2 separate regions of the Mus musculus genome follow, and region 2 is linked to region 1. Evidence: chromatin loops called from intact Hi-C (ENCODE). Cell type or tissue: left cerebral cortex. All regions are shown on one strand. Links, peaks and the distances in the headings refer to the core of each region. The heading gives the core; the rest is flanking DNA. Region 1 holds the start of Fbxl19 (F-box and leucine-rich repeat protein 19). Region 2 has its middle 21 kb from the start of Gm51458.

Region 1 (5,375 bases), core at 1-5,000:
GAGGGGCCTAGAGGGCGGCGACTGGAGGCGGGGTGGAGGGGGAGGTCTGCAAGGGGCAGCAGGGTCGGGGAAGGAAGGCCACTTCCCTGGGGTTGGAGGTTATAGGAGAGAAGGTTGGAGAAGGAGTTTGGAGCAAAGGGAGGGTGAGGCTGGGGGCGGGGAAGGAAGGGAGAGGCCAGGCTGAGGATGAATGGGAGTGGGAGCTGCCCAGGTCTGGGGGTGAGGAGGAGCCGCATGAACCCACCTCACACGTGTCCCGGGAGCCATCTCTCCCTTCTCGGCAGCTCCCGGCGGGTCGGCGGCCATCGGCGGCGGGGGGGCCGGGCGGCGCGGGGCGCTGAACGCTCAGAACGCCGGGGTCCACGGCCCCCCGAGGGCGCTCGGCCCCTCCCTCCGGCGGAGGCCGGGACAGCAGCGAGTGGAGATGGGGAGCGCCGGGGGCGAGGCCCTCCCACGGGCTGCGGCGCGGCCCTTCCAGGGGGAGGTCCTGCTCTGGGGGGCTCAGTCCCTCAGCCCCCCCAGGCCAACGGGGGCTCCTCGGGCGCAGGGTGCTCAGCTTTTGCCCGGGCCCCACTCAGTCCCGGGTATGAGTCTCAGCTCCCCACCCCCACCTTTCCCCAAAGCCCCCGACCCTTAACTGGCCCCTTCCCAGCTCCAACTGCCCAGGGGTCCAGGGAAAGACCAGGGGCCCCCCACCGTTTCCGGGGTTCAAACCCCGCCCACCGCCGGTTCCCGGGGAGGGGGGGGTCGCTGCAACCTGCCCCCCTCCCCTGGGTCCGCCCCTGTACTGCGGCCCCCTGACCTACAGAGACAGGGCGCGCAGAGGGGGGTGAAGGAAGCTGCTCCGGCCCCGCCCCCCCCAGCCTGCACGCGCCCCCGCCCTCCCCCCTTCAAACGCGCGACCCTCAAGATATAAAGATTTAAATAAAATTTGAATAAATCCACTCCTAAAATGGGAGGGTATAAGGAAAGGATGGGGCAGAGGCAGGAAGGGGGTGGGGGCAGTTGGGATGTCTTAGCACCCCTACTCCCCTAGCCTCGCGCTGCTTCGGCCCTGGGCCCAGGTCGCCGCTCTCATCCCTCCTCAGCTCCTTCCTCCTTCCTCCTCTCCTCCCTCTTCCCTCCCTTCTTCCCACCTCCTCCTCCTTTTTACTCCCTCCTTCTCCCAGAGGAACCCCGCCCCCTTCTCCCTCCTTCCTTCACCACCTTTACTTTCCAGGACGAGCGCGTGCAAAGCACGACGGGAGTTGTAGTTCTCCAAATTCTAGCACTATCGTGGGAAAAGTGGGACACAAGGGCCAGCCGGTACTACAAATACGATGGCGAGAAGGATGCCACGCTGGAAGCCGAGCATGGCGGGAATTATAGTCCAGTTGACCCGAGACTCCCCGTAGCAGGACATAGAGAAGGAGCGGGAAGAATGACTACAAGCAAGATGGCCTTTTCCCCCGACCCGACCTCCTTTCCAGGCACTCACACGCCCTCTGGTCCACAACCCTCCGCGCGTGTGGTACCTGACGGGAGTCGCAGTCCAGCTGCTGCCTTCCCGCTGCCATTTCTACTCATCAGGAACAATGGAAAGGTGAAAAGAAACGAGGACTACAAGCAAGATGGCGATCGAGGGGCGTACACCTAATAAGTCGATCTTATGAAGTGGGATGGGAATAGTAGTTTTCTAGCCTTCCTATGTTCCTTTAAGAATGCCAGAACCGGGAGGATAAAGAGACTACCGTAAAGATGGCAGGATACCTAACCTTTCCTGGCTGCTTCATTCTACCACTTGGAGCTCCTCGCCCGCCTGAACTATCAAAATCCCGCACTCGATGATGCAAAGCCAGACGGGAATTGTAGTCTTCCTCGCTCCCCTCTTTATCTTCTGTCGAGACAATGGAAGTGAGCGGGGCGGGGACTACCACAAAGATGGAGGGTGAAGGAGCACATGATGCTATGGGATTTGTAGTCCAACCGCTAATACTATTCTCGGCGGATGTGTAGGAGAGGACTACTACAGAGATGGCAACCTAGTCGCTTGCCCCTCGGTGCCGGTACCTGGTGGGTTATGTAGTCTCTGCTTTAGTTGTACAGAGAAAGGACGCTACTGTTGAAATATGTATCACCGTGAACACGCCAAATTGCTAGCGGACGGAAACGGAAAGTCTCTTTGCTCTTGGCCTCCTTTTCTAAAGGGCTTGCAGGGAAATGTAGTCCCAAGTTTTCATTCTCCAGTGGCGGAGAATTGATGTCACCTGTGGGAATCAGTGCGGGAGAGAGAAACATCGGAGTGACCTGGGAATATAGAATGTCCGCCTTTTCGGATCGTGAAGATTTCATATTTTAAAAGAACGCAAACCATAACCAATATTGTCGCGACAAGGGAGGCGTGGTTCTCTCCGAAAAGTATACCCACGCTGTTGTTCCTTATAAAGACTGGACGTCTCGCACACGATGCTTCCTATCTTAAACCTTTGCAAATTAATACCTTACACGTGGTGCGAACCAAAGGAAGACGACCTTGGAATATACAAAATCTCCTTTCCACCGTAGGAAGTCATCAGACCTAAGTTTCTTACCCGAAAGGGGTTATGATTAATACTCACCTCCACGCTGAATTAGCGTTAAAAGTATTCAAGAAAGTAACCAGTTCTGGCACGGGGCGTGTGGCTGCAGTTATTTTTTCGAGCTCCCTTTCAGCCCAGCCGTTTTGGAAGCCCAGGAATCCATCATGCCGGACAGTTAGCTTCTGCGAAAAGAAAATTGACGAGTAGGCTACCCCCATCTTAACCCCCACCCCTCCCTCTTCAGTCCTCATCTGAGTCTTCCAACCATCTCTACCCAGCACTCTTCCCAGGGGGCGCCCTCTCTCCTTTTAACAGAGGACGCACACACTGACCAAATTTTCTCAACCTGAATTGTAGCCTTTGGAGCTGTGAAGCCTCATGCCTTGTCTTTTGAGCCTTGGAGGCTTCCGGTGAACTCTCAGTTGCCAAAGGGACTGCTTTGTGCCATGTGGATGACCTCCTGCGTCCTAGAAAATTTGCTCAGTACTACCCCAAGCCAATCTCTGCTTCCTTGTCTCTGCTGGGTTTCCAGCCCTACTGGAGACTTGGTGGGTGTGGTTTTTCTGCTTAGGAAGTTAACTCCGGTCAAAACTGTGTCAAGTCTCAGTTTGCTAGGACTACTAGCCTTAACCTAAGTAGGGGCTCCTTGCAGCCCCGTAACAGTCGTGGCTCCCAGGGAAGTGTCTGTCCATTTTAAATCCACACGGCGGCGTTTCTTTCAACTAGCAAGGACTGCTTTCTGGCCTTCTAGCGCTCTCCTTGCGTGGACCAAAGTTGTACTTTTTCATCCATCCCACGTCTCCACCCAGTTGTTTACCCATCAAGTTCCTATTAAAATTCCACTGCCACAATAAAACCTTCTAGTAATTCCCAGATGAGCTTTGTTTAGTGTCCTTTCCACTAACTTGGAAGCTTGCTGGATGCACCTCACAGGTGTTGTTTGGTTTTGCCCTGCTGGGAATCAAACCAGATATCATTGATGGGAGGCAAAGCACTCTGCAAGGAGTTTACATCTCAGTCCCACCTGGAATACCAAATGCGTTCAGCCTCTCATTTGATCCTAAGAAGCCTGTAATAGCCAGGTGGCACACCTTTATGGCCAGCACTTGTGAGGCAGAGGCAGGAAGATTTCTGAGTTTGAGTAGTCCTGCCTGGTCTACAGAGTGAATTCCAGGACATTGAGGGATATACAGAGAAACCCTATCTCGGGAAAAAACAAAAACAAAACAAAACCAAAAAACATCCCACCACCACCACCACCACCAACAACAACAACAAAAGAAGATGGGCTTGAGAGAGTGAACACACAAAGAAAGATTTTTAGTTTGTATTCTACCTCAGGCAGTGACTGTGTCTTTTTCCCATTGGTTGGGGCCTGGCCTCACAATCTTATTCAGCTGGCTAGTCTGAAAAGAATTGGTGCACCGGAAATGGAGGAGGGCAAAGCAGTCACTGTCCCAGGCCATCAAATCCCTAGAATAGAGTAGTGGGCCTCTGTGCAGACAAAGGTTTGACAGGGTGGGAAGGAATGAAACATTTGCATAAAAGTCTGACAAAAAGGAAGAAATGTAAAAGATTTTAAGTCCTTCTCCAGGACACACATTTTTATCGTGTGTGATACAGAAAGGAAAACTCACAGTTGATATTTTTTTACACTCAGCTATACACAACAGATAAATGATAGAGCCAGAATTTAAACTCAAGTCCAGAGCCCAGGTTGAGAACTTCTGTAACATTTATAGACTAATCAAAATCCAGTTATGTGCATTTAACATGAGCACAGCAAAATTAGCATATAAAGTTAGACTTCTAATGTATCTTCAAAAATTCTAAAGTCAGGCTGGAGAGATGGCTCAGACGTTAGGAGCACTGGCTGCTCTTTTGGAAGTCCTGAATTTATTCCCAGCAACCTCATGATGGCTGACAACCATCTATACTGGAATCTGATGCCCTCTTCTGGTAGATGTGCACGCAGATAGAGCACTCATATACATTAAATAAATGTGTTTTTTTTTTAAAGTTCAAGAGTCTGAATTAGTTTGCATTATTGGATAAAGGAACAGCTGGAGCCAAGTACCTGCTTCCCTTTTGTTGTTGTTTGTTGTTGTTTTTCGAGACAGGGTTTCTCTGTGTAGCCCTGGCTGTCCTGGAACTCACTTTGTAGACCAGGCTGGCCTCGAACTCAGAAATCGCCTGCCTCTGCCTCCCGAGTGCTGGGATTAAAGGCGTGCGCCACCTCTGCCCGGCCTGCTTCCCTTTTAAACAAAATGAAGTTTATAGATTTGACTCGGTAGTTAAAAGCATTTGGTATTGCAAAGGATGGGAGTTCAATTCCCAGCACCCGCATCAGGCATCTCACAACTGCCTGTAACTAAACTCTGTGGCTCTGACACTTCTGGCCTGAGGGCACCTATATGAACACGCACCTAACACCACCAAGATGCACACATGCAGGGAAAAAAGCCAGTCTGGTGGTGCAGGCCTTTAATCTCAGTACTCCAGGCTGCCAGGGCTACACAGAGAAACTCTGTCTAAAAAAAACACATAGATAGATACATAGATACATACATACTAACTAAAAATGAAGCTCAAATACCAGAATTTAGGTTTTGGAAACAAAAAGCACTATACTCCCTTGTTTCCCACAGTCTGTAGTCCCTATCCTATCTGTTGTGCATGATAAAAGCTTATTGAGAACTAAGGGCCATTTTCTCTCTCTCTCTCTCTCTCTCTCTCTCTCTCTCTCTCTCAGACAGGGCTTAGTGTGTAGCTCCAAGTAACCTAGAACCATATAGACCAGGCTGGCCTCCAACTCAC
Region 2 (5,375 bases), core at 216-5,215, 87 kb after region 1:
CTCCGAACACTTCCCGGCCCTCCCTAACCCTAACACCAGGGAGAAGGGTTCAAGTCTAGCGGAACATCTTATGAGAGGCTGGTGCACAGAGAAGCCTCAGGCCTGCCTAATGAGTGGTCACAGCAAAGGCAGACATTTTCAGAGACTGGAGAAAGTCAGATGCTGAGAAATCCCAGGAGGGGCCAGGTTGCCTCTAGTGGGAAAAATCCAGAGAGTTCTATGGAGAAGACTCCTTTTGAACTGAGCCTCAAGGGCAGAGTCCGGGGTTTTCCATTTTACAAAAGAAATATTTACTTATTCAGTAAATAAGAGGACATCTTTAAGAAGCAAAGCCTGTATGTCACTGACGTTCTCAACATGATTCTTGCTGGTTTCATAATATTCCATTCGGTAAATAACCTGTGCTCACCCCATGGCTGGAATAATTCATCCAGTCGGATCAGGCCGCCTCTGCCTCCCAAGTGCTGGGATTCAAGGTGTGCACCACTACACCCAGCTGCCTACGGAAAATTTAAGGTGGTATTTGTGGTTCTACATTTCTAAAGGGCAAATTTTATATTATTGTCAGTTTCATTTTGATCAGGAAATGGCTTCTAGGATTTCTACTTTTCAAATTTTACCAGAACGTTCTTCAGAGATGACTATTCGTAGAATTTTGTCATTGTCCATGAACTTACTTGATTTCGGGATGGAAAGCCTATGTGTTCACAACCGGGCTTTGTGGTGCTGGGAAGGCAGCTCTGTAATGATAGGAATCTAATGGGGAGGAGGAGAAGAGAAAAGTTAGACATGAGGACTCTGGACCATAATGCTGGATGGATACAGGAAGGAGGGAGCAGAGACAAGAGAAGTCACAGGCCAGCTAACCCAGCTCACCCAGCACGGTGGCAAACGAGGGTGGGGACATGCCCTAAACAAGGAGGAAGTCTCATGTGCACAGTAGCACAGGCATGCCCACACGTGCACACAAACCATTAATTAGTCAACTGCTTAATTGATTGATAATTAATTGATTAAAGACGTTAACCCCTTCAAGTTAACGGCATCTACAAGTACCGTTAAGAGCTTAGGCTCTAGAGACAAAGAGCATGAAGATTTAATCCCAGCTCCCCTGCTTATTAAACTTAGATCGCTTTCCCATGACATGGAGACCTGGGCATTGTAGTTGGATGCTGCAGTGGGTGTGGATCCTCACAGTGCTTCCTGTGTGCTCAACTTTAGCCCCTTCAGGCTCCGATTCACCATTGTGCCTATTGTTGTTGCCTGACTGACCAGCATGGGCACTGAGGCCTCTGAAACAGGACTAGAAGAACTAGAAAAAGATCCTTAGGCTCCTTTTTTTTTTTTTTTTTTTTTTTTTGGTTTTTCGAGACAGGGTTTCTCTGTGTAGCCCTGGCTATCCTGGAACTCACTTTGTAGACCAGGCTGGCCTTGAACTCAGAAGTCCACCTGCCTCTGCCTCCCAAGTGGGCTTAAAGGCGTGTGCCACCACGCCCGGCTCTAGAACTCTCTTTGTAGACCAGACTAAACTCAGACTCACAGAGATCCACCTGCCTCTGTCTCCTGAGTGCTGGGATTAAAAGCCAGAGCTACTTCACCTGGCCAGACCACTCTTTCTTTCTTTCTTTTTTTCTTTTTTTTTGTAAAGATTTATTTATTGACTTTATGTGTATGAGTACCTGTAGCTCTCTCAGAGACACCAGAAGAGGTCGTCAGATCCCATTACAGATGATTGTGAGCCACCATGTGGTTGCTGGGAATTGAACTCAGGACCTCTGGAAGGGCAGTCAGTGCTTTTAACCGCTGAGCCATCTCTCCAGCCCCAGACCACTCTTTCTTGTTCCTCTGCTCAGTACACATTTGGTGAACAGGATGCTGCTTCTTTTTTTTTTGTTTTTTGTTTTTTTTTTTCGAGACAGGGTTTCTCTGTGTAGCCCTGGCTGCCCTGGAACTCACTTTGTAGACCAGGCTAGCCTTAAGCTCAGAGATCCGCCTGCCTCTGCCTCCCAAGTGCTGGGATTAAAGGCGTGTGCCACCACCACCTGGCAACAGGATGCTTCTTGTAGAGTACGGAGAGCATTCGTGAACACACACACTCACACACACACACACACACACACACACACACACTAGTGAGATGGCTCAGTGATTAAGCACACTTGCTGCTCTTTCAGAGGACTCAGGTTGAGTTCTACCATGCACGTGGTAGCTCACAACAGTCTATAACTCCAGTTCAAGGGGATCTAATGCCCTCTTCTGGTCTCCACAGGCACCATATACATATGGTATACAAACATGTATGCAGGCAAAACACTTATAAAATAAAACTTAAAAATCTAACATATACATATATATTCAATTATATGTGAATATATACATTTATATAAAATACCAATATATATTTTAAGCATGTTGCTTACATTATATGTAGGGGAAGGGAGGAGGCACACACTGTAGTTTCAGCACTTGGAAGGCTGGGGCAGAAAGAAGAATTACCAGAAGTTCAAGGATAACCTGGGTCACATAATGAGCTCCAGACCAGAGTGTGCTCCGTAGTGACCAAGACTGCCAGAAAGAAAGGGAGAGGGAGGGGTTTTAGCGTGACTTCAACTTACAAAACAACTGCGTCTCCAGCTCACTTTTGTTGTTGTGTTTGAGGTAGGGTTTCTCTCTGAAGTCCTGGATTACTTAGAACTCACTCTGTAGACCAGGCTGGTCTCAAACTCAGAGATCTGCCACCCCCTGCCCCCTTGTGTTGGGATTAAAGGCATGTGCCTCCACCTCCTCTATAGAGTCCCTCTATTCTTGGGAGTTAGCCAAGAAGGAAGGAAGGGGGCCTGTGGAGGAAGGTAGATGCCCACCACATAACTCTTTTGATGAAAAGTCAAGGCACTGAAGAAGGGAGCTGGTTGGTAACCCACTCGGAGCAGCTGGAGGGAAAGCACGTCTATGTCTGTCAGCAGGAGTGCTAACTGACAGAATAACAGCTGTGTATGGAATGGGATAGTTCTTCAGTCTTAAAAAGGAACAAAATTCTGACCTAACATTGGTGAACTCTAAAACATTACATTAGGTAAAATAGGTCAGACACAAAGACAAATACTAGAGCGATACCAGTTCTTAAGAGCACTGGTTGCTCTTCCAGGGACCCACTTGGCAGCTCACAACCACGTGTAACTCCATTTCAGGGGATCTGGTGCCCTCTTCTGGCCTCTGCGGGCACTGCATGCACATGGTGCACAGACATACACAAAGGCAAAATACCCTTACACATCAACAATAAGAAAAAAAAAAAAAAAAGACAAACATATTATCCCACTTATATTAGACACCTCGAATAAGCAAATTCAGAGACATAAACTAGAAGAAAAGTAACCAGAAAAGAGTAGGGAGCTTAAACCTGGGCTTATGTTTTAGTAACTGTGGTGTCAGGCTTATAAAATAGCTCCCGAATGGACAGTGAGGTTGACAGTGCAGCACTGTAACTACATATAAACATGTTACATCTATCTTACACGTGTGTGCATGCGCGTGTGTGCATACGTTTGTGTGTGCGTGAGTGTGTGCACGTGAGTGTGTGCGCATGCATGTGTGCGTGTGTGTGTGCATATGTTTGTGTATGTGTGAGTGTGTGCACGTGTGTGTGTGTGTGAGTGTGTGTGTGTGCATACGTTTGTGTGTGTGTGCGCATGCGTGTGTGTGTGTGTGTGTGTGTGTGTGTGTGTGTGTGTGAGTGTGTGTGTTTCAGGAATCAGTTTTCAGTTTCCACAGTGTGGGTCCTGAGTATCAAACCCAGACCCTCAGGCTTAGCAGCCTCTCCCCAGCAAGCCACTGTGAGACCCTGTCGTGTACATTTGCTTACAGTGTTTGTGCTTTGACACTGAGTCTTACAGTGTAGTCCTGGCTGGGCTTGAATTTGGGATCTCCCTACTAGGATTCCAAGTGTTTGCCTCTTCGTCCGGCTTATAAATGTCTTTAGTACCATGGAATTTTGTATTTTAAAGGGTTTGGTAAATTTCTCTTTTAAGAAATTCAAGCTGAGGGTAGTTCCGTTAATCCCAGCCTTTGTAAGGCAGAGGCAGGCAGAGGTCTATGAATTAAAGACCAAACCGATGCGCATACTGACTTTCAGGCCAGCCAGGACAACACAGAGAAGTCGTGCCTTGAAAAACAATTAAGAAATGTGCCATATGGGGCTGGTGAGATGGCTCAGTGGGTAAGAGCACCCGACTGCTCTTCCAAAGGTCCGAAGTTCAGGTCCCAGCAACCACATGGTGGCTCACAACCACCCGAGATCCTGATGCCATCTTCTGGTGCATCTGAAGACAGCTACAGTGTACTTACATTAAATAAATAAATAAATCTTTAAAAAAAAAAAAAAAAAGAAATGTGCCACAGGCTTCTGACCTCCTTAGATACAAGTAGGTCATTCACATACATACAGGCAGGCAGAACACTCATACACATAAAATAAATAGATCTTAAAACGACTCAAGTTGTTTCCAAGTAGTATAACTACATTATAAAATAAATGTAAGATTTATATGAATAAAACGTTCCTATATGGGGCTAGAGAAATGGCTCAGCAGTTAAAAGACCTCTGGACTATACTTCCAGAGGTCCTGAGTTCAAATTCCAGCAATCACATGGTGGCTCACAACCATCTGTAACAGGATCTGATGCCCTCTGCTGGGGTGTCTGAAGACAGCTGCAGTGTACTCATATAAATAAAATAAATAAATCTTAAAAAACAAAAAAACAGAGGAACCTATAAGGGGGCGAGTCAGCAGGGAAAGGTGTTTGTCACCCAGGCTGACAACCTGAGTTCGAACTCTGTGACCCATGTAATGGGAGGACAGGCTCCACGCCCAGAAGTTGTCCTCTGACTTTCACATTCATACTATGGCTTGCATGTGTGCACATGCACACACATAAATAAATAAAGGTAAGAATGATGATAAATAATAATAGTGATACCTATGCTAGCTCTGCTGGCATGGGTCTGCAGTGCCACTGGGAAGGCTGAGGTAGGACAGAGAGTTTGCGACCAGCCTCCACGACAACATCAGCTACAAAATTTAAAGAAAGAGAAAGGAAGAAAAAAAGTAAAAGAGAAAGATCTTTAATAAGCAGAGGCAGAGTTTAAATGCCCGAGTGGCTGGATGATAATTCGTTTGGTGACATACTTGTCTCAGAAGAGTAAGGGCTGAGTCCAACCTCCAGAAGGCACATTTTAAAAGCTGAGTATGGTGATATCCACTTGTACATAGCGCTAGGGAGACAGAGACGCCTTGCAGGTCCTTGGGGCCTGGGGCCCGGGGCCCAAGTAGCCTGGTCCCACTGAAATCCTCTGTGTAACTAAAATGCATAGCTCT

Evidence for each region. Peaks named below come from ENCODE experiments on the same cell type or tissue, not always from the same donor. Only the 100,000 strongest peaks of a DNase experiment are listed, where the experiment ranks them.
Region 2: it touches region 1 in a loop (2.8-fold over the local background); 6 of 42 quality-filtered maps call a loop at or near these places.

What each region holds. Positions count from the first base shown.
Region 1 is chr7:127,742,007-127,747,381 of GRCm38, reverse strand. It overlaps Fbxl19 (F-box and leucine-rich repeat protein 19), which reads right to left and starts at 607. Exons shown (of 11, transcript NM_172748.2): 1 at 245-607. In left cerebral cortex, for the core only: CTCF peaks have their summits at 2,147, 2,660, 2,859 and 4,530 (motif pointing left); DNase peaks (open chromatin) are centred at 433, 1,419, 1,837, 2,849 and 1 more place; H3K4me3 peaks cover 2,864 bases; H3K27ac peaks cover 2,888 bases.
Region 2 is chr7:127,654,968-127,660,342 of GRCm38, reverse strand. No RefSeq gene overlaps it. Among named protein-coding and RNA genes, the nearest start is that of Gm51458, 21 kb to the right of the region's middle. In left cerebral cortex, for the core only: CTCF peaks have their summits at 3,211 (motif pointing left) and 4,699 (motif pointing left); a DNase peak (open chromatin) is centred at 3,201.